Regions from separate parts of the Homo sapiens genome. Here all the other regions are linked to region 2. Evidence: chromatin loops called from intact Hi-C (ENCODE). Cell type or tissue: PC-3. All regions are shown on one strand.

Region 1 (8,000 bases), 110 kb before region 2:
TAAAGCCACATTCTTAGGTATTGGGAATGAGAACTTCAACATATAAATTTGAATTGACACAATTCAATCCTTAACACCCCTTTTAGAAGGGACATGCATTCCCTCATTCCCCACAATTGCCATTTGATAGAGTATTCATTCCTGGCCCACTAAGATATTTAAGTTTGTGATCCTTGTCCTAAATCCCATAGGCTTAGGAGGCTGTATACCTGACAGGTAGACCTAAATATTAGGAAATCATAAGATCATAGGATGTCAGAGAAGGGAAGAACCTCTGAGATTAACTGTTGTCACCCTCTTGCCCTATTGCAGAGGGGCAAATCTAAAAAATGCTCTCACTGGTCTTTTCCAAAATCGTTCCCGTAATAGTACCTAAGATTCTTATTATTTACCTAAGATTAAAAAAATCCATTGCATCAAATTTATTTGAAAAGGGAGATAAGTTTGACAAAACTGTCTTTTCAGTTCCACAACACGGCATACAAATCCCTTTCCTTATAACTTTTCTCAGAAACTGGCTTGTGGAATTTGGTTTATCCTGTAGGGCCTTAGTATTATTTTTTGTTTGTTTGTTTATTAGAGTTTTTGCACTGGATGCTCTGTTCCTTAGAAAATAAAGAGGCTTTCCAAGTAAATAGGGCCATTGTGTACAAATTAGAGTTCAGGAAGGATGCTTCTCAATGGTTCAGCTGTTTCATAGGCTACTTAACATACAGCATGGGTAAACATGAGTTCCCATGTACAAAGGGTTTTTCTAAATTTATAGCTTCCAAACAGCCATTAATTTTGCTGCCATATGGGTCACAAGAGGCAGGCTGATAAATCTTTCATCCGCAGTGGATTATGTTTTCCCATATGTATGTTTATTTTCAGAATCCATGTGTATTTCAGCTAGGGTGCAGCTGATCTTCTACAAAAACTCTGCAAGTTCATAAGAAGGAATCAATAATATACTGTACCCGCCTGCTCTTGATAAACTCTGACTCCTTAGGTATTCAGAAGAGAATCCAGGGAGATCCTGATTCTGCATATCATCCCATATTACAAATGACTATAAAAGTTGGTGAATAATAATGCTTGACCTTTAAGAAGCCAGCAGTTTTCAACCAAGTCAGTCAATAGTGACGAGGCCTTAATCCAAAGCCATTATGAAACTCCAATATTCCCCCCAACCTCAGAAGTTTGTCTTTTTATTCTAGAACTACATTGGGAGTAAATGATTTTTCATCATTATTTAATAATAGCCTAAATCACTGCCTTAAGGTATTTGCCAATTTAGATCTGTTACATGGTAAATATTAAATCACATAGTTTTCTGCTCAACATATTCATCACTGACTATAATTTGCATGGCATAACTTGAATGTAATTTCAAATAATTTGGTACAATAAATATAATGAGAATTAGATTATACCTGCCTAAAGGACAGCACGATTCATATAATTGCTAATGTACTGATTCTTCCATGTATTTTGACATTCATATTAGGTGGCTCTCTTTTTTTGTTATTAATAATGAATTTAAAATGGCTTGCAGTTCAAATTTGATAGTTTTCCAAGTGCTTTCATGTTCTTTGTTTCAAGATTTTTCAAAATGAATAGGAACTGTAGGAAATAGTTTATGTTATTTCCATTGTCTAGAAGAATCTGAGGATCAAGCCAGTTAGTGACTTGTCTATGGGATACAATCTATAAGGACAGAGCTGGGCTCAGGCTTAGGTTTTGTGCCAAGTGCAATGTTCTTTCTTCTTTTTTTTTTTTTTTTTTTTTTTTTTTTTGAGAGGGAGTCTCGCTCTGTCGCCCAGGCTGGAGTGCAGTGGCGCGATCTCGACTCACTGCAAGCTCCGCCTCCCGGGTTCACGCCATTCTCCTGCCTCAGCCTCCCGTGTAGCTGGGACTACAGGCGCGCGCCACCACGCCCGGCTAATTTTTGTATTTTTAGTAGAGACGGGGTTTCACCGTGTTAGCCAGGATGGTCTCGATCTCCTGACATGTTCTTTCTTCTATACTTTGTTGCTTCTGAAAATATTGTGCTTGGGTATTTGTTTTTTACCCTGTAGTTTTAACAAGCCCCACTCGAAAGCACTCTAAAACCCTGGCATGCACTGTGTTTGCAGTCCCTGTTGTACTGTTTCAAAGTAACCCATTCTATTGTGTGCTGAGATTTACTCTATGATAACTCTAACTCATACAAACTAGTAGCTGGGATATTACCTCCAAGGGCCACTGGTCGCCAAAGACTTATGTACTCTGTCCTTGATCAAGCTGAGAGTTTGATATTGAGTTCCAGTGAGAAAGAAGCTACCCTTTCTTTATCTGTAGCTCAGGACACTTCCAAATTGTCTTGCTCATCTCTGTACCTTTCCTCTGCAGCTTCTTCAAAAGGATAAATTAAATTCCTGCAAGAACATCTTTAAATAAACTATACTTGTATTGGCACCCTTGCATTTATGTAGAAATTAAAGGAAGACATATTTTTATTACAAAAATAACTTCTTAATAATAGCTGGGTATGAACTAATTGCTTTCAAGGCTTTGCACATGGTGGCAGGAATTATTACATTAAATGTACACTGTGGCTTTTGGCTTGGGCATACTTGGATGAGGGCTCAGCCACCAGGAGATCCCCACAGTTCTCATCTTTCCAGATAGATGAACTTGATGCCTCCTTTGCATTGAGTATGAGAATGGTATAGGCCCTCCCCCAATAAACTGGTAGGATTTGCATTTAGCAATATTTAACAATAAAAACTATGTTTACTGAGCTTTGCTGTGCCAAGCACTGGGCTAGGTGCTTTCTATGTAATAATGCACGGACTCTGATGCAAAACTACCTTAATTTGAATCCTTCCCCATCTACTGACTAGATATTTAACCATATTGAGTTGCTTAACTTTGTTATGCCTCAGTTTCTGCATCTGTAAAATGAGAATAAGGAGAGTACCTACTTTAGGTGTTACGGAAGTGAATGAGTTCTTAATGTCCAGTACTAAGAACAGTATAGGTATGCAATCAGAACAGAAGAAAGGGTAGTTATTGTTGTTATAATAATGATAAGGAGGAGGATGCTGAACTCTAACCAACTGAGAGTTAAAAAGTATATTTTCTTTTATTGACTTTATTCTTTAACCCCAACTTCAGGAAACTGAAGGCTTGGACAATATTTCCATGACTCATTCAAAGTCAGATGTCAAACAGCTAGTAAATGGCTGAGCTTGGAGAGGAACAGGTTTCTTTGTCTATGACTAACACGTTAATTGATTAAATCATCCAATCCACTGGCCAAACTAGTCAAACAGCCAGCAGGTTTATGATATAGAGGTGAGGGGAATGAGCTTGATGGTGTTATAGGATGGACAGTGGCTTTGGAATCAGAAAATCTTGTCCTGAATCAGCCTTCACTAACTCAAGTCAGTTGACTTCTCCAAGTTTCTATTATTTCATCTATAAAATGATTCCCAATCTAACCCATTCAAGATGGGTGTTCAGAGAAGCAAAGAAATATCATATTTGAGAGAATTTTGTAAATCAAACTGCCATAAATTGTGCCATTTATTAATGTTTGATATTTTACAAAATGATTTTTACTTGTTTTACACAGTTGTTAATTAAAATGACCAAATCACTTGGTTATTGCTTGTAATATATGTGGAATCCAACAGTTTTTTTAACCTACAAGTACATGAATCAGCCTTGAAAACAAGCACGATGATTAATATTGAGTGTCAACTTGATTGGATTGAAGGATGCAAAGTATTTGTTCCTGGGTGTGTCTGTGAGGGTGCTGACAAAGGAGATTAACATTTGAGTCAGTGGACTGGGAGAGGCAGACCCACCCCCAAGCTGAGTGGGCACCATCTAATCAGCTGCCAGCGTGGCTAAAATAAAGTAGGCAGAAGAAAGTGGAAGGAGAGAGATTTGCCGTGTCTTCTGCCCTTCATCTTTCCTCCATGTTGGATACTCTTAAGTTCTTCAGCTTTTGGATTCTTGGACTTACACCAGTGATTTGCTAGGGGCTCTCGGGCTTTCAGCCAGACTGAAGGCTGCACCATCAGCTTCCCTATGTTAGAGGTTTTGAGACTCAGTCTGGATTCCTTGCTCCTCAGCTTGCAGATGCCCTATTGTGGGATCTCACCTTGTGATCATGTGAGTCAACTCTCCTAATAAACTACCCTTTATATATATATGTGTGTGTGTGTGTGTGTGTATGTGTGTATATATATATATATATATTCTATTACTTCCCTTCATATATATAAATATATATAAAAATATATATAAATATATATAAATATGTATAAATATATATAAATATATATAAATATATATAAATATATATAAATATATATAAGTATATATAAATATATATATAAATATATATAAATATATATAAATATATAAATATATATAAATATATAAATATATAAATATATATAAATATATATACCAATATATAAATATATAAATATATATAAATATATATAAATATATAAATATATAAAAATATATATAAATTATACATATATAAATATAAAAATATATAAATATATATATAAATATATATAAATATATATAAATATATAAATATATATATAAATATATATAAATATATAAAAATATATAAATATATATAAATATATATAAATATATATAAATATATATAAATATATAAATATATATAAATATATATAAATATATAAATATATATAAATATATATAAATATATAAATATATATAAATATATATAAATATATAAATATATATAAATATATATAAATATATAAATATATATAAATATAAATATATAAATATATATATAAATATATATAAATATATAAATATATATATAAATATATATAAATATATAAATATATATATAAATATATATAAATATATAAATATATATATAAATATATATAAATATATAAATATATATATAAATATATATAAATATATAAATATATATATAAATATATAAATATATATATAAATATATATAAATATATAAATATATATAAAAATATATATAAATATATAAATATGTATATAAATATATATAAATATATATATATATAATATACTACTACTCTCCTTCAGATAGATAGATAAATAGATAGATAGATAGATATCCTATTAGTTCTGTTCTGTCCCCTTAGAGAACCCTGACCAATACAACGTTGGGAAATGTCCTAACTCATAAAAATGGAGACCCTTTCTCTCTTTCTCCCAGGAAATGTACAGTTTACATTCATGCTTTGATTCATACTTTGATTGATTCATTCATCCATTCATTCATTCATTCACTTTTCTTTTTTCTATGTGCCAGGCATTATGATGGGTAATAGAATGAATAACGTACAATCCTTGCCCTTAGTAGGTTAAGCAGCCTCATAAACACATCATTATAATCCATTGCGTTAAACGTAGTGCTAGGTAATTGATCTGGGAAGGAAATTCATAGAAGACTTCCCGGAAGAAGTGACATCTAAATTGAGTCTTGAAGAAAAAAAATAAGTTATTAGCAGCTAAATACATGGATCTCCTTTGTGACCCTCCAAGGGCAGATGGCAAGACTTGGTGGTGATGGATGGACTTCACTGTGAATTTCAGGTCTGAAATGACTGAAGAAACTTGATGACTTGGCTGAGAATGTCCTTCAATAATCTGCTATATGCATAGGGCTTCTCTATTGGGTGTCTTTGGGCAGATGTTTGCAAACCTGGCTTATTTAATGTATGAAGTTTCTACAATGGACCGTGTTTGCCTTAAAAAAGGAAATGATTCTTTACTCTTCTCAAATGGTCATAAAGAAGCAACTCATGTTTATGTAATGCAGCTCAGTGCTGAGGCTGAAGATAAGAGTGAATTTCGATGGAGCTCTTCCAAGCACTAAAACAAAATGAAGGAAATAAGATACGATTAGACCAGAATTCATGGAAGTGAGTCAAATATACATCTCCACCTACAAAGAAATAGTCTCATTATCGCTTTAAAAGATTTTTATGTGGGAACATCATGTGCGTATTGTTTCATAATTACTCTTTAACATGCAGTAAAAATAATTTTGCATGCACCAGTTTGAGTGTTTATTGGCTTCCCTAAAAGCAAAGGCCTTGAGGTACTAATTGGGACAGAGGCGGGAGGAGAACAGGGTCAGAGAAGAGACCCAAGGAATGTCAAAATCAGTCATTTGCTCCTAAGTGGTAGGAAACAGAGACATTTTTGGTTCCAAGTTGCTTGTTTGGGCCTAGTTAGAAAAGTTGGTTAAACTCTGGGCATTTGCAGGTTGAGAGCTATTTGTTTATGTGAACTAGAAAAAAGTATCTTTCAGGACCAAAGGTATTGGGATGGGTTCAGTGGAGAGGGTGGATGTACTTTGGGCTCAGAGCTTAATATTGATCCTATAGATCAGGGGTCCCCAACACCAGGCCAAGGACCCATACCAGTCCGTGGCCTGCTAGGGACCTGGCCACACAGCAGAAGGTCAGCAGTAGGCCAGTGAGCATTACTGCCTGAGCTCTGCCTCCTGTCAATCAGCAGCAGCATTAGATTCTCCTAAGAGCGGGAACCCTATTGTGAACTGCACATGCTAGGGATCTAAGTTGCACGCTTCTTATGATAATCTAATGCCTGATGATCGGAGGTGGAACAGTTTCATCCCAAAAGCATTCCCCGTCATCCATGGAAAAATTATCTTCCATGAAACTGATCCCAAAGCGTTTTGGGACCACTGCAGATGCCTGGGGATACCTGACATCCGATTGCATAACAAACTTCATCCTCTGAATATTCATAACCATGAGTAGTGTTTGCATTATAGTAAGTGGTGTGTGGACAAATACTACAACCATTATAAATAAACTGTGGTAGTAATTGTAGTAATAATACCTGCTTTGAATTAAGGAGGTGTGCCATTTGCCTGGTATTTTAGATGTGCCATCTAGTGGTCAGAAGGAGCATTTTCAGATTATTAAAGTCGCTCTAGTACTCAGAGACACTTGCAATATTCTGAGTACTGATTATTTCACGGTAAGTATCCACTATGTTTCTTCCTCCAGGGAAATAATTCATCATTTTTGGTAATGTAAGTCTGAAGCTTTTTTGAAATCCTTTCGTCTGTGTAAAGCTAGTTTCCATCTCATCCTCTTCTATAAAATAAGATACTCTCTATTTGCTAAAGACAATTTAAACTGGGTCTCAGGGGAGGAGCCAGAACATACCAACAGGTGTGGGCAAAAGGACAGGTGTGGGCAAAGGGACAGAAAAGGTGGCTTGGCCAGATTGTGACACTTGTCGTTGTCACAGCTAAAATGTTTGAGGTTTGGCATTTAGGGGACACTGGAATGTCAGCAGTAAAGTGATGGGTCAGGGCTGAGATGCAAAAAGGTAGCTTGGTGTCGAGCAATGTGAGGCCAGAGGCAGGACACCTGGATGATGGGTGTGACGGTGGCCCAGCCAAGACACAGACATGGCCTGAATCAGACACAGAGTTGGTGATGGGGAGGGCTGGGGGATGCAGCAACATGACCCGTGGGAAGTGGGACATGGCTACAGGCAGTCTGCAGGCCAGTCTGGCACCACTGCATCCTGACACCCGGCACATGGCAGGTGTGGAGCAGCCAGGAGGGAGAGCCCCTGAGCCCCTGCCTGATCAGCTCCTCCCTCCCTCCTTTCCTCCCTACCTCCCTCCCTTCCTTCCTCCCTCCCTTCCTTTCTTCCTCCCTTCCTTCCTTCCTTTCTTTCTTTCATTCCTTCCTTCTTTCTTTCTTTTTTTTTTGGAGTCTCACCCTGTTGCCCAGGCTGGAGTGCAGTGGTGCAATCTCAGCTCACTGCAACCTCTACCTCCCAGGTCGTGATTCTCCTGTCTCAGCCTCCCGAGAAGCTGGGAGTACAGGTGCCCACCACCATGCCCAGATAATTTTTTTTGTATTTTTAGTAGAGACAGGGTTTCACCATGTTGGCCATACTGGTCTCGAACTCCTGACCTCAAATGATCCACC
Region 2 (8,000 bases):
CCAGAGGTTTAGCAAAATGACCTGGAGTTCAGGGCTGGGCTCTGTCCTCATGACCACAGTAAAAGCACTGACTGAGCGCCTGCCCCCTGCCTCTGTTACATATGTGACCTCATTTAATCATCACAACAACTTTCCCAGGTGGGTTACTATTAGCTCCATTGTTCAGGTGAGGAAATTGAAGCTCAGCAAGGCAAGGTTGCTTTTCTAAGAGCACACAGCAAGTGATGGACCCCCTGGGTCTGGCACCCAAATCACCTAGCGCCTCACCTGGTGTTTCTCCCTCTACATTATATTAACTACAATGTAACAATTAGTGACTTAATCTTGGTACCTTACCTATATGACTTCATTTAATGATTATGAAGTACCATTATGTATTATTTTTATCCTCTAAACTTTCCTAAAGTTACAGAGCTAGGAGGTGGCAGAGATAGGGTAGGACTCCTGTCTGTCTATCTGCCTAAAACTGCAAAGCCCTCACTGTTTCCAGCAATACCCAGCTGCCTCTCCTTGTACCAAGGGTGTTAGAAGAGCATATCCCCAACACAGCCTGCTCAGGATAAATGCATTTTATCATGACTGCTCTTCTCAGAAACATGCTACAGTCTAAAAAACCTTAATCACCATGTCATAAAGTGCAGTGACTAATCCATTGTACTGTGATTATCACCCATAATATGTAGAGACATAAAAAGAGATTAATAATGAAGGTAGTCAAATAATACATAGGACTGATGATTATCCACAACAAAGTAAGGAGTGAGTGGAACGTGTTTAAGGAGAAAAGTCGATGCCGGATCTGAGCTGTCAGTTTAGTGCTCTCCCTACTCAGCCAGTCACCCACTCTGCTGGTGACTTTGTCTTCCATGTTACTGGGTGATGTTTCTTTAAAATGTCTTGCTGTGCAAAGTATGCACTCCTGGTCCCTATTCAACCCCCATGAGAACGTCACAAACACTCCTAAATCTCACATGAAGCAGCTTTATATCCTGGACAGAGCCCTGGCTTGGAAGTGAGAAAACCTGGCCAAGGTTCGTTTCTGTCCTCAGCTAGCTATGTGATCGTGAGCAAGTCACTTAATCTTTCTAAGGCTGAGTTCCTTCATTTACAAAATGGGGTTGGTGATACCCAAAATAAGGCTGACAAAATAAGGTTCGCTGGAAATTCAAATGCTTTGGGTTAAATAATACAGGATTAGCTGATTTAAAGTACCAATGTTATAAGGAAAATAATCTAACAAATGCAGTAAAGGTCTTGGCACATTTTGATGCTAGAGTTGGTGGGAGTTGGAACAGCCAAGCACTAGGAAAGAGTTCTGAGTCGAGACCAGGACTGGAAAGGGAGGCTCGGTGCAGGTCAAACCAGGAGGAAACTGGAGGCAACATCATACTGAAAGGTACACAAGTTGTAGCCCCCCTCCTTTAAAACTTAACTCCTGCAGTCACCAGAGGCAAGCCCTGAGCAGCATCTGCCTAAGTAAGCGTCTGTGACTTGCAGAGTGGTCGTCCTGGCCCACAGCTCTTGGAGAGCACTGGGTGGGGCACGCCTGGCAGCTCAAACAGCTGAGTCTTTCACTGAGTGTGAAGACAGCCTGATCCTTTAAAAAGAGTGGAGTTAACCCCTCCTCTAGGTCAATCTCAGCAGTAATTTTCCAAATGCTGCATGATGCATTCATGTTATGACCCCCTAAAGCTCTTGTTTTAGTTCTAGAGCTAGTCTAAGACTATTTACCACTGGTTTTTTGAATCTCTGTGTGTCATACTTGCATTTTCACTTAGAGTAAGACCAACCTGTAAATCAAAGTCTGCCCTCGGGCGCGGTGGCTCACATCTGTAATCCCAGCACTTTGGGAGGCCAAGGCGGGCGGATCACGAGGTCAGGAGATGGAGACCATCCTAACTAACACGGTGAAACCCAGTCTCTACTAAAAATACAAAAAATTAGCCGGGCGTGGTGGTGGGCACCTGTAGTCCCAGCTACTCGGGAGGCTGAGGCAGGAGAATGGCGCGAACCCGGGAGGTGGAGCTTGCAGTGAGCAGAGTTCACGCCACCACACTCCAGCCTGGGCGACAGAGCGAGACTCCATCTCAGAAAAACAACAACAACAACAAAAAAAAACAAAGTCTGCCCTAAAACAGCCTTGAGTGTGGACCGACTGAATTGAGAGGCCTGGGTACCAGCAACAGCCAAAGCAGGGGTTCATAGAGCCCTCACCTATCCTGAAAGTGCCTCAGGACAATCTCATCCTACTCTTTGGAAACATAAAGAATAATACAGCAACTTTTTTTAAAAAGAGAAAACTGGCTGCAGTTGTGGTGTCCTGGTGACTCATGCAGCAAATTCAACTCCATCTTTACCCAAATCCTTATTATTTCTTCTCCTGCAAGCCACTCCTTAAAGAGAAAATATAAATATCGCTCTTCAGATTCAAGATGGTATAGCTTAGATGGGTTAGTGTTGTTATTGAAAATAGGAGGCCTCAGCCGGGCAGAGTGGCTCACACCTGTAATTCTAGCACTTTGAGAGGCCGAGGCGGGCTGATCACTTGAGGCCAGGAGATTGAGACTGGCCTGGCCAACATGGTGAAACCTGTCTCTACCAAAAATACGAAAAAATAGGCTTCGTGGCTCATGCCTGTAATCCCAGCTACTCAGGAGGCTGAGACACGAGAATCACTTGAACCCAGGAGGCAGAGGTTGTAGTGAGCCAAGACCATGCCAATGCACTCCAGCCTGGGTGACAGAGTGAGACCCTGTCTCAAAAAAGAAAGAAAGAAAATAGGAGGCTAGATTCATGCTCCAGCACTGTCAGCAAATAATAAGGTACTATAGGAAGCTAGGTGCTGTTTTGAGCTCTTTTAATATGTTATCTAATTTAGTGTTTTTCATCATCCAGGAATAGTTACTCTCCTCCCCACAAATAACAGAAGGAGAAAAGGAGGCTTAATGAGGTCAAGTAATCTGCCCAAAGTCCCAACAAACACCCTCCTGTTACTAATGCTAACCTTCCATGACTCTCCAGCGCTAGAATAAAATCCAGTGTGAGGGGTTAAGAAGTGAAACAGGCTTAGCTCACATAGAAAGTCCTTAGCTCATCTCCTAGCACATGGTTAAATGCTCAACAAATGATATCTGGCATTAGCAATAGAAGGGCATTTGAAAGCCTTTAAAGAAACACACAGAATGCATGGATTTTATGGACTTGTGCACAGAGAAGCCCGTGGTGCTAGAAGATACCATGTAGGACTGTCACCAGTGTGCCTCAAGTTGCTCATTATCTTGCCATTTCACATAAAATAAAACAGAAATGCAAATAAAAGCTACACAAATAATGAAACATATATAAAAGAAAATTTTCCCTTTGACTCATCCAATTTTTCCTGGGAGTAATGCACCTTGTGCTTAGATACACAATTCTCATTGTCAGAGTTGTTTTCCCTTTGCTTTCCACAATCAGACCACAATCAGACCACATCCAGGCCAGTGCTTGGTTTTGGAAATAAGACCTTGACCACAGCCCTTTGCCTCACTGGGAATGTGTTGCTCAGCTAAGTGGCTCAAAGTCCATGCTGCCACCTACAGAATGTGAGAACATTTTGGCAAATTATATATCTGACAAGAGACTCAAACAGGCACTATGGCTCCTGCCTGTAATCCCAGCTACTCAGGATGCTGAGGCAGAAGGATCCTTTGAGCCCAGGAGTGTGAGGCTACAGTGAGCTATGATCACACCACTGCACTCCAGCCTGGGTGACAGTGAGACCTTGTCTTAAAAAAAAAAAAAAAGAAAGAAAAAGAAAAAAAGAGACTGTTTCTAGAATATATGAAGAACTCTTATAACTCAATAGTGAAAAGACAGATACCTCAATATAAAAATAAGCAAAGGATCTGAATATTTATTCAAAGAAGATATAAATGGCCAATAAGCACTTGAAAAGATGCTCAGCATCATTAGCCATCAGAAGAATGCATATCAAAACTACAACGAGAACTACTTCACACCCACCAGGATGGCTATTATAAAGAAGACAGATAATAATGAGTGTTGGCCAGGATTTGGAGAGATTGGAATACTTACACACTGCTAACAGAAATGCAATACGGTGCAGTCTCTGGAAAACAGTCTGGCAGTTTCCTCAAAAAGTTAAATATAGAGTTTTTATATGAGCCAGCAATTGTACTACTAGGTATATACCCAAGAGAATTGAAAACATATATTCACACAAAAAATATGTACAGGAATGTCCATAGCAACACATTTGAAATAGCTAGAAAGCAGAAACAAACCAAATGCCTATCAGCTGATGACTGAATAAATAAAAGATGGTATATCCATATAATGAAATATTACTCAGCAGTGAAAAGGAATAAAGTACTGATAGATGATACAACATGGACAAATTTTGAAAATGTTATGGTAAGCGGAAGAAGCCAGGCATAAAATACTACATGCTTTATGGTTCCCTTCATATGAACTGTCCAGAACAGGCAAATGTATATGGACAGAAAGTAGATGAGCAGTTGCTAGAGTTGAGGGATGGCAAGTAGGGGAAATGGTGAGCAACTGCTAATGGGTACAGGGTTTCTTTTAGAAGTGATAAAATGTCCTGAAATTGATTATGGTGATGGTTGCTAAACTCTGTGAATATACCAAAACACAGCAAATTATACATATTAGATGGATGAATTGTATGGTATGTGAATTATGTCTTAGTGAAGCTGTTGTTTTTTTTTAAATCTCACGCTTCCCAGGCAGCTGGAGTTTCTTCTAACTGGGCTGTGGAGTACATGACATGGAAGGCAATGTGGTTAAAGGCATGCGTTTCAGAATCAGACTCCCCTGGGTTCCAACGCTGGCTCTGCCTTTTATTGTCTGTATAAACTTGGGCAACTCTGTGAACTTGTGAAAATATTTGTCATAATATAGTCTTTGTGACTTTGTGCAGATGAAATGAGATGATGCAGGTAAAAGGTTTATCACAGTATTCAACTTGCAAGTGCTTAAAAGGAAGCTACTGACTTCATCACCTACGTGAACTTGGAAAGTTTACTTATGAAGTAAGTCATTTATTCTGTTACATATTATTTCTGTCTTCTTCCATTTCTTGTGTTTCCACCACCAAATCAAAATAGGAATCAGAAGTTCGCATGCATTTATCTCTACTGACTTCAAAAGAAGAGGGTAAAAAAGTTGTCCTAGTTTAGGGATGCAAATGATTTAGCAGTGGCAGGATGCCCTGAGTGCGCATTACCAGGCTTTGGAGTTTATGTCATCAGGCATGGGGCGAAATGGTAGCTTTTGAGGCATAAAAGAGGAGCATAAGTTCTGTCCTATTAAAGAGATCAATTGTCCAGTGTGTCCAATATTCTGTCTTCCACTCTGGCCAAGACAGATGCTTCAGAGAAGGACATAAAATCCATTAACATACTTAATTACACACTCTTGTATTATGGGAGATACATTACTGTCCCAAACCCAGCCTGTCCTTGCCTAAATATCCAACATCCATTATCTTCAAGGTAGCTTACAGATTTAAACTAATTAATCTCTTTTTCTCCAAGAGGCTTTTTCTTACCAGGGGGATGAGAGGGCTGGTTACCTGCTGCCTGCCCCCATCTGTGAGCTACTGCGCTGATGCCTGATTGTCACCTTGTGCCTGTTTGACCTTATGCTCAGTGGGCATTTGGAACTCCTGCACCATCAATCATTTGTTGAAGACCAACTGTATGCCAGGAAAGGTGCCAGACATTGGGGCAAAAGGAAGACTAGGATTTTGTTCCTTTATGAGAGGAACTCTAAGTCTACTATGGTATATATAATTTTTCCTATATTATGATTACTTAAAAATGTGTTGGCCTCCCCTTTGAGACAGATATATCTGAAGATAATAATAATGTAAGGTGTAACTATTGAAATTGCTCAGAACAGCAAAGTGACTTCTCAGAGGTCACTATGCAACACTTCCATTTTCATTTATTGGCCAGAAATTTAGTCTCATGGCTGGGTCTAGTTGTAAAGGGAGTTGGGGGAATGTACTCATTTAATGGAGGGACAAGGTGCCTAGATATAAACTCAAGTTCTATCCCTAAGAAAAAAAGGAGAGAATGAATTTGGGGAGTCAATTAGCAATCTTCTCATGGGAGGCATCAAAGATTTTTAATAAGAGAGTGATAAATTTAGATGTGTGGTTTTGGGCACATCTGGTGGCCCCCAAAGCATCAGTAGGTTAGGGTGTGGGGTAAGGAAAGGTAAGACAACAAGGGAAGGGGAGGGAAGCTGCAGCAAAACATGATCAACTAAAAGCCAAAACATGATCATTGGTTTGAACAACTAAGAGGATATGAGGTGACCTTTGAGAAAGCTGTTTTACAAGAATGGTAAGCTAGACACAAAAACCTGTGATGAAAAATCACCAATATGTTGTCCCTTTTGTTGATCAAGGAGCTAACTGTCAGGCCTCTGAGCCCAGGCCAGGCCATCGCATCCCCTGTGACTTGCACGTATACATCCAGATGGCCTAAAGTAACTGAAGATCCACAAAAGAAGTAAAAACAGCCTTAACTGATGACATTCCACCATTGTGATTTGTTCCTGCCCCACTCTAACTGATCAATGTACTTTGTAATCTCCCCCACCCTTAAGAAGGTACTTTGTAGTCTCCCCCACCCTTAAGAAGGTTCTTTGTAATTCTCCCCACCCTTGAGAATGTACTTTGTGAGATCCACCCCTACCCACCAGAGAACAACCCCCTTTGACTGTAATTTTCCATTACCTTCCCAAATCCTATAAAACGGCCCCACCCCTATCTCCCTTCGCTGACTCTCTTTTCGGACTTAGCCCACCTGCACCCATGTGAAATAAACAGCTTTATTGCTCACACAAAGCCTGTTTGGTGGTCTCTTCACACCGACGCACATGGAATTTGGTGCCATGACTCGGATCGGGGGACCTCCCTTGGGAGATCAATCCCGTCCTCCTGCTCTTTGCTCCGTGAGAAAGATCCACCTACAACCTCAGGTCCTCAGACCGACCAGCCCAAGAAACATCTCACCAATTTCAAATCCAGTAAGCAGCATCTTTTTACTCTCTTCTCCAACCTCCCTCACTATCCCTCAACCGCTTTCTCCTTTCAATCTTGGCGCTACACTTCAATCTCTCCCTTCTCTTAATTTCAATTCATTTTCTGATAGAGACAAAAGAGACACGTTTTATCCGTGGACCCAAAACTCCGGCGCCAGTCACAGACTGGGAAGGCAGCCTTCCCTTGGTGTTTAATCATTGCAGGGACGCCTCTCTGATTACATACCCACGTTTCAAGGGTGTCAGACAATGCAGGGACGCCTGCCTTGGTCCTTCACCCTTAGCGGCAAGTCCCGCTTTCCTGGGGCAGGGGCAAGTACCCCTCAACCCCTTCTCCTTCACCCTTAGCGGCAAGTCCCGCTTTCCTAGGGGGCAAGAACCCCCCAATTGCTTATTTCTGCACCCCAACCTCTTATCTCTGCGCCCCAATCCCTTATTTCCGCACCCTGACCTCTTATTTCTGTGCCCCAACCCCTTCTCTGCTTTTCTGGAGGGCAAGAACTCCCCACCCCTTCTCCGTGTCTCTACTCTTTTTTCTGGGCTTGCCTCCTTCACTATGGGTAAGCTTCCACCTTCCATTCCTCCTTCTTGTCCCTTAGCCTGTGTTCTCAAAAACTTAAAACCTCTTCAACTCACACCTGACCTAAAACCTAAATGCTTTATTTTCTTCTACAATGCCGCTTGACCCCAATACAAACTCGACAGTAGTTCCAAATAGCCGGAAAATGGCACTTTCAATTTTTCCATCCTACAAGATCTAAATAATTCTTGTCGTAAAATGGGCAAATGGTCTGAGGTGCCTGACGTCCAGGCATTCTTTTACACATCAGTCCCTTCCTAGTCTCTGTGCCCAGTGCAACTCGTCCCAAATCTTCCTTCTTTCCCTCCAGCCTGTCCCCTCAGTCCCAACCCCAAGCGTC
Region 3 (8,000 bases), 420 kb before region 2:
AGGATCCTCATGTAGCCCAAGAGCTGAAGCCTACAACATGCATGCTGGAGGCTGCCTTGGTCATGGTTATGGAATGGGGTGGGACAGCGGTGGGCAGGGCAGGGCAGGGCTGTCATCCAATAAAAGAAGGGATCCTTATGGACCATGTGCCCAGAAAAGGTGACAATGGACATTCCAACCACCAAATTTAGTGAAATCATTTGCCCTGAACCAAGCTTAGAAGAGTCAGAGTCCAATCACCAGGCTTTTGCTTGTCACGTCAGGATGGCCAGAGGTTTCCACTCAATGTTATGTGTCCACCCGTGCACGAAGATAAGTGGCCATGTGCCCATAAACACACTCACTTCACAACGTCCTCACAGCCTGACCTCAGGTTCCATGTGATGGCCAAAGACAACAGAATAGGAATATTTAATACCCACAGAAAAAAGGAAGTAAGGTCCAAGTGAGCAGAAACAAGTCCCCAAGGCTGGTGAGATGAGATTAAACAAACATTATTAATATTGGATTAGCATTTTAGCTTTTCCAAACTGTTTTCAACCATGTACTATATTATTTATTATCATGTCCAGCCTCAAAGGAGACAAATAGCTTACTAGTAGCATAAGATCCTAGGTTAACATCCCTGGTTTTTCCTACTAGTCAATGTTGATGTTCTAATCACAAATTACAGTGCATTGGAACAACCAATCTTCAGAGCCACTTTAGTTTTCTAGGTAGTTTTATGGAAAAATTATATAATATATATATTTCTATGTTTCAGTTTATAAGAAAATCCAATTTTATAAAAATATATTCCTTTCTTCATTAGTGTATTCAAAAAATAGTTTTTGAAACAATTGCATGCCAGGGCAAAGATTAAAAAACAACCTGTTTTTGATATTTACAAAGCCTGAGTTAGTGGGCTGAAAATTCAAGAGGCTTTCATTGCTTTCCTGTTCACACTTATCAGCCTTTACAGTCTTTCTACCCTGTGGCTGGCTTTATGGAGAAGTCCTCAAAAGAAAACCCATCCCCTGGGGCTGGATCTGTCTGTGTTTCTCATGAAATCTCTAACACTAGGGTTGTCTTGTTCATGAGACTTTCCAAATTTGATGGTAAGGTTGCCATGGCAACTAGTGTAAATGGACAACTCTCGTGTCATCAGCAGTTGCCTGGAACACGTTTCTGACTTGGGACTGCCTCTGCCTCCCTGCAGCCATTGCCTTAGTAGGGCTTTGCAAGAACTTGGGTCTATACTCTAACCTCAATACAGGTCATATCTGAAGCCCCTGACATATTGCAATTTCAGGACACAGTCCACGTGTGGCTGGTGTCTTCCAGCATCTTTACAACAGCTATTTATCAGCATCACCATAGGATGTGTCAATGGAATGGGAGGCGTGTATGATGGTAGAATTATCATCTTCATGGAGGGGCGAAACAAAAAAGTTTTCTAGACTCATAGGACCCTGAAGAAGCAGAGACGAATATCAGTGAGGCTCATGTTTTCTTAGGCATTACCTTTTATAAGATGGACTGCTCTAATAACACTACAGACAAGTGTTCTTCCCAAAAGGTGGTAGGGAGTGGAGGAAGGGGCATGGACAATCATTCACTTCACAATTATTTATTGAGTACCTGTGATGGGCCACAGTTCTAGATGTTGGAATATAAGGCGCTGGAGTCAGATGGTCTCCAGTTAGTATCTTGCTAACTGTGTGTGAACAAGAATGCTTTTTATAACTTGCTTAGTGCATTTCTGATGGAGGGAGAGAAAAGGTGTCCTAGAGTCTGTCTTGCATGGTGTCTTATACACAGGAGGTGCTCAACAAACATTACCAATGCCAAGGATGACAGTAGGGAACAGCAGATGGAGGTACAAAAAGCAATGGGTTTTAAACCAGGAGGCTTCAGGACCCCAGGCAAGTTACTTTTGCCTCTCCAAACTTGCTTCATTTTATAAAATGGGAATGGTAATGTCTCCCTTGCACGGTTATTGTGAGAATTCAGTAAGATGATGTCCATGAAAGGGGTTAGTGTAGAATGGGGTGTAGGAGGGGAGGGTGGAGGAGCAGCAGGGGCCGGATCATGCAGGCCATGTTGGGCATGCTTGCTATTTTGGACTTTCTCCTAAAAGCACTAGGGAGCTTTTAGGAGCTCCTAGAGGGTTCCAAGTGACAGAGGGAAGGGAGCTTTGTCTTTCTGGAAGTACCCTCTGGCTATAGCCTGGAACTGGGGAGGACAGCCAGCAGGCTTTTGCCGTAATGCAAATGAGTCATGATCATGACCTCTGTAAAGAAAGCGTGGCTGGAAATGGAGAGCGGTGGGCACAGTCAAGCGACTGGAATGTAGGATTTGCAGAAGGCAGTGTCTGCTACTTATGGATGGGAGATGTGGGGCCGGCTCTTCAAATGCCGAGGAGTCAAGAGACACTCTGATTTCTGGCTTATGCGACTAGGTAGGAAATGGTGCCTCCAAACTGAGATGATGAATGACAGGAGGAGGAATGTGTCTGTGGGACAAGACAGCTCAAGAGTTGAGCTTTGGACACAGAGTGTGAGGGGCCTGTGGTCAACCCAAGCAGGGTGTCTAGGCACTCACACCCAGCTAATACCTGAGTGTTTTGGTCAGGGGCACATGTGTGAGTGAGACAGATCTGGACCCACTAGAGTTTCTATTCTAGTGTGGGAGACATGTAGCTAACATGTGGTCAGCAAGTGAATAGGATAAAGAGGTTCTAGTGCTTGACAGGACCTAGTGTGGGTGGGTGGGTGCTGGCATAACTTTATACAGGATGGTCAGGGAAGGCCTCTTTTGGGAGGCAGCATTTAAAATCAGACTGAAGGACGAAAGACCTTGGGCAAGCCACATCATCCTCTGGAGCCTCAGTTTCAACATCTTTAGATGGGGACAACAGTGCTTTTCTTACAGATCAAAGGCTACTGTACATCAAAGCAACTTGAAGCTATATAAATGGGAGGAGTTGTTCTTGGATAACACCTCCTTGGAGGCTTGGAAAGGTTTGGGCTCTGTCCTGGCATCTCTGTTGGCATCCAGAAGGAGAGGGTGTGCTTACTGCCCAGAAGTTTTCTTAGAATCAGGGGTCCTGTCCTCATGCTTAGATTCTTGGCCCCCTAAACTCCTCCAGGACTCAAGGGTAGAGGGAGGGCCTAGACTGCACTGTGCTTTGTGGCCACAAGAGGGCTCACGGCTCATAGACTTTGCATCCAATAAATCTTCCAGGTTGGCTCTTGACAGTTTCATTGAATGGGGCCCCATCCTGCAATGTTGGAGATTGCTATTTAATTATGCACGATCATTGGACAATTATGAGCACTTCTATAATAGCTCAACATTAATTTTAGCATCTTAATTTTATAAATGTTTAAATGTGTTGCTCATGCAGAGCTATTCAAATGCAGATGATTAAATCAAATTACTGCGTTTATAATTTTCTAGAGGTTTTTCCTTGGAAATTAAATCTCATCATTAAAAGTTTCCCTTTGTTGTCACCCTTGGTCAGCCGCTTGGTTCTTAGTCACAGTGCTAATTGTGCTCTCTCCGTAATGTGCACATTCTGCCTTGGTTTCAGCTGCCAGATTCTTTAAGCACTCAGTATGTTCATAGCATCCTGCTTAGTGACTCATTGTCTGACCTTCCAGTGACAAATTGGAAATAAGCAAAAAGATGAACCTGCAACATAGGAGAGCTTTGGGAGCTTGGCAAAGTGGATCACTGCCATAGTGTTTACACCGTGATCTTCAGGTCATCACAAGTGTAGACAAGGAAATTTGGATGCAGGTCCAACCCTCGCTCAGATGAAAAAGAAAGTATTACAGTCTCGGGGACTTCTTCTGTGGATATGAGATCAGCAGACAGGCATGAATTTCCCCTACTCTCCAGCACCTTCCCCTATTACAGTTCCTCCGCGTGTCACTCAAAGAGCAATGTGCTCACAGGGGTCACGAGGCAGAGGTGTTTGCAGCCTGCTGACTCCAGGAGCATTTGGTCATCCTTGTCGACCACTGCTCATCTATCACTTATAATAAGAACCTTGTCATCTGGATGACATTGGACCTCAAGGTTTTGGAGTCTTTCTGAGTGAAGGAGAATTTGTCACAAGGCTGATGACAACTCCCAAGGAAAAAGTCTTTAAAGCTAAAATATCTAATGAGACGGAAGGCATGTTGGTTCCCTTCTCTCTTGGACACCTTTCTAGCTGTTTGTGTACTATGGCATGCAGGCTAGCTGGTCATCAGGATCTCAGCTAAACTTGCACAGGAGCATCTTTGTTCAAGCTGCCATGGATGCTGTGGGTTCTGGAGGAGAAGGGATAGGATAATTAATCTTGTGTTGTGTGACTCTTGATGGCAGAAAGGATTCTGCCAGAGATTCTAGAAGCTCAATGGGACATGGACCCTGGCTCAATCTGATGCCCCACCTGGGGGTGTGGCATACCAATGAGGGTATACTGAGCAGTCACTCAAAGCCATGGTAGCAGAATCAGGGACAGGTCACAGTTAAGTGCACAGGGATAGTGTCCTAACTGAACTGTTTTTTGGGTGTGACCATGATGCAATTTCTGCTGCTTTGATCTCACTTGTTCTTGCCTGCTTTTGCTTTTTAAGTCTGGTTCTTTTTCTTTTCTATCACTGATAGAAATCCATCCAAAAAACTGCTTGTCTACTTAAGGTAGTTAGATCTGGCTTCTCTTCCTTACAACCAAGACTCCTGATGTAGCTCTTGCTATAGCAGCTCATCTTCTTCAGGTCTCAATTTTTTTTCCCCCTTTGTAATTGAGTTTTCTTTTTCTGCACCTGCCTCAAGCCTCAGGGCAGCTCCATCCTCTTTATCTCATGCAAACAATCTCCTGAACCTGAAACCATAACATTTTCTCAACATTTGAGGAACTTTCCTGACTAATTCCTGACTCTTTCTGGATATCTGTTCATCCTCAGGCCTCTGTACCTTTGTAGTATTGTTGGTCTTTCTTCCTACAAGGACATTGCTTAAAAGGGTGGATTTTCAAGTCAGAGTGCCTGGGTTCAACTCCAGGCTCTGCTGTTTGCTTCTGTATGACTTAGGACCCGATTCTTAATTTCTTCATGCCTCAAATTCCTCATCTGAAAAAGGGGCATCATAATAATATGTAGTTCATGAAGTCGTGATAAGGGTTAAATTCATGAAGCTACGTGAAGTGCTGAGGACAATGCTTGACACATAGTGAGTACTCAATAACAATAGCTATTTTTATTAATGCCTTGTTGACTTGTTATGTGGATTAATTAAGATTCCTGGCACATATTAGGTACTCAGTTGTTGTTCATTTTTGTCTCATCTTCTATCAGATGGACTCTTTCTCATCTTTCACATCTTCTCAAGTCACCTCTGTGCCAGGTGTCCTGATCTTACCTGCCTTTGGTTGACTTAGCCCAAAGGAGCAAGTAGGAGTAAGATTAAAGATATGTGATCTGGGGGTAGAATTTCAGGTGAGAGAGAGAAAAAAATCTGCCTATCAACTTGGGCTCCCCTGGGATGATGGCATTTCTATTTGGATAGCCCTCTGATTACATTTTAATGGAGAAAATCAATTAGCAGGTCCTTGTTGTGCTACTATTGTAGGATCAAACCCCAGTCCTCAGAGTGCACCACTTGTTTTCTGGATTTTGTTTGTTTCTTTTATTTCTTCAGGCTTCTTTTTCTTTTTTCTTTTTCCTCTCCTTTGGTTTTAGTAAAGCTTGGATTACAAAACTCCAGCCTGCATGGGGGAACATTAAGGAAACGAGAGTTACACATTTTAAAGGCAGGGCATGGGGGCTGCAAGAGGTGAGGGGCCTTGGAGAGGGGGTGGGGTGGAAGAAGAGCTGAGATCTGCCTAGGAGTGGTCCACCCTTCTTACTCTTCCCTGCCCCTATCCTGCCTGTTCTCCTTGCCACCCCGTTTCCCTCCCCAACTCTTTCTCTTCCTATCTTTCCTTAGTTGAGAAGAATCTGGCTGGAAATACCTAGTGAAAGGACCATTTCTGCATTCTAGGGATCTTCAGAGAGAGGAATGTAGATGTTTCTAGTTAGTAGTAGGCTAGTGGGAGGAAGAGTTTGAGTAGGCAGTCACATATTTTGAACAAGATGGATTCAGTCTACAATCCTTGCCTAGTTACCCTCTGAGCTGCCGAGCTGGAATACCTCTTCCTGTCTTAGAATTCTCATCTGTGACTCACTGACAATCTTTTTCCGTTTTTTGTTTTTTTTTGAGACAGAGTCTTGTTCTGTCACCCAGGCTGGAGTGCAGTGGTGTGATCTCGGCTCACTGCAACTCCACCTCCTGAGTTCAAGTGATTCTACTGCCTCAGCCTCCCAAGTAGCTGGGATTGCAGGTGTGACCCACCAGGCCCAGCTAATTTTTGTATTTTTTTTAGTAGAGATGGAGTTTCATCATATTGGCCAGGCTGGTCTTGAACTCCTGACCCCCAGCGATCCACCCGCCTCAGCCTCCCGAAGTGCTGCGATTACAGGCATGAGCCACCATGCTTGGCCTCCTTTTCCTTTTAAAATACTTCTCATCAAGTGCTGTTGCACCAATAATGATGGTAAGAGTAATGATACCAGTGACAAACATATCTTGAGTGTTTGTCATATACTATGCACTGTTCAGCCTTTGCATGCATTATTAATTTACTGGGTAACACCCTATATATCAGGTCTTATCGTTCCTATTTTGCAGAAAAGGAAACTGAGATTTACAGAGGTTAAATGACTTGCCGAAGGTCACATAAGCAGTAAATTGTAGAGGCAGGATTTGATTCCATATAAGCTCTTAAAAATCTAACTCATGACAAGAAATTTCCATGAAATTTTTACTATGGTTGTGTACTAGGTTTGCCTATTTTTTAAAGACCAGATTTTTTGAACTTGAAGGTCTTTATTCAAACACAGATTGCTGGGCCCTATTTCACAGTTTCTAATTTAGTAGGCCTAGGGTGGCTCAGAGAATATGGATTTCTAAAGAGTTCTTGGGTGATGCCCATCCTACTGGTCCAGAGACCTCAAGTTAAGAACCACCATCCTAGATCCCTATTAACTGCTGATCGTGTGTTGATTGGAAATATTCAACCATAAAGGCTTGGTTAATTTAGACCCAACTTATAGGGATTTTCTAATCACGTGACTAGGGCTAAGACAGTTTGTGCAAAAAAAGATAAGATCTTTCCAACAAAGCATCAGCACACAGGGTTATCAAGAAGAGGTTGAAACTATGAGAAAACAAACTGCCCTCTGACACTTATGGCACAAAAGTGATAATTTATCAGCACATTTTCTCCCTAACAGGTACCATAAATTGTGCTCTGTTGTGGTGTTAAATAACATTGACCCACAAAATAAGAAAGTTACTCACTTTGCAGTTCTCTTTCAGTTCCAATTATGTCAATGAGAAGGCATCAGTTTTGTGCTATTTCCTTTAATGCCTCTAAAAACACTCCTTAATCTCCCCTTCAACAAACAGAAAGTAAGACTCAGGATAGGCAACAGTAACCAGAATTTAATACATTGTTTGTTTTTATTGATATGCTTTATTTTGCCATTAACTTATATATACCCCATATAAACAGCTTGACACAAATTAGGAAGACAGACTGCCTTGGCTCTGCCATTTACCAGCTGTGCAACTGTGGGCAAAGTTCTCAACCTCTCTGTGTTTCAGTTGCCTCACTTAAAAAATGAAGATAAAAACAACCTCTGCTTCAATATTGTTATAAAGATTAAAAGAGTTAATATTTATAAGACCCCTAGAAGACTGTCTGGAATATAGAAAGTACTACATAAGTACTTGTAAATAAATACAAGTACATGTATTTTTATATAAGTAAATAATTCACTGAAGTATGAAAAATACTGTCTTAAAAGCAATGAAAGAGCAGAGATGGTGTTCTGGCAATCTGAGGCTGTCCTTGCCCCACCCCAGCCCATTCAGACATTGCAAATCCATGAAGGCAAGTTTCTGATTCAGCTGTCAGAAGTCAC

What was found. A loop is a pair of places that touch in the nucleus more often than their neighbours do. Peaks named below come from ENCODE experiments on the same cell type or tissue, not always from the same donor. Only the 100,000 strongest peaks of a DNase experiment are listed, where the experiment ranks them.
Region 1: it touches region 2 in a loop (8-fold over the local background); 3 of 110 quality-filtered maps call a loop at or near these places.
Region 3: it touches region 2 in a loop (5-fold over the local background); 5 of 110 quality-filtered maps call a loop at or near these places.

What each region holds. Positions count from the first base shown.
Region 1 is chr10:120,729,034-120,737,033 of GRCh38, forward strand. All of the region lies in intron 2 of LINC02930 (long intergenic non-protein coding RNA 2930), which reads left to right. Among named protein-coding and RNA genes, the nearest start is that of WDR11-DT, 120 kb to the right of the region's middle. In PC-3, CTCF peaks have their summits at 6,950 (motif pointing left) and 7,150; DNase peaks (open chromatin) are centred at 3,238, 3,968 and 4,078; H3K4me3 peaks cover 3,095 bases; H3K27ac peaks cover 4,995 bases.
Region 2 is chr10:120,838,483-120,846,482 of GRCh38, forward strand. All of the region lies in intron 1 of WDR11-DT (WDR11 divergent transcript), which reads right to left. Among named protein-coding and RNA genes, the nearest start is that of WDR11-DT, 8.7 kb to the right of the region's middle. In PC-3, a CTCF peak has its summit at 3,566 (motif pointing left); a DNase peak (open chromatin) is centred at 3,459; H3K4me3 peaks cover 413 bases; H3K27ac peaks cover 3,702 bases.
Region 3 is chr10:120,420,356-120,428,355 of GRCh38, forward strand. No RefSeq gene overlaps it. Among named protein-coding and RNA genes, the nearest start is that of PLPP4, 33 kb to the right of the region's middle. In PC-3, a CTCF peak has its summit at 3,175 (motif pointing right); DNase peaks (open chromatin) are centred at 2,306, 3,186 and 3,616; H3K27ac peaks cover 1,885 bases.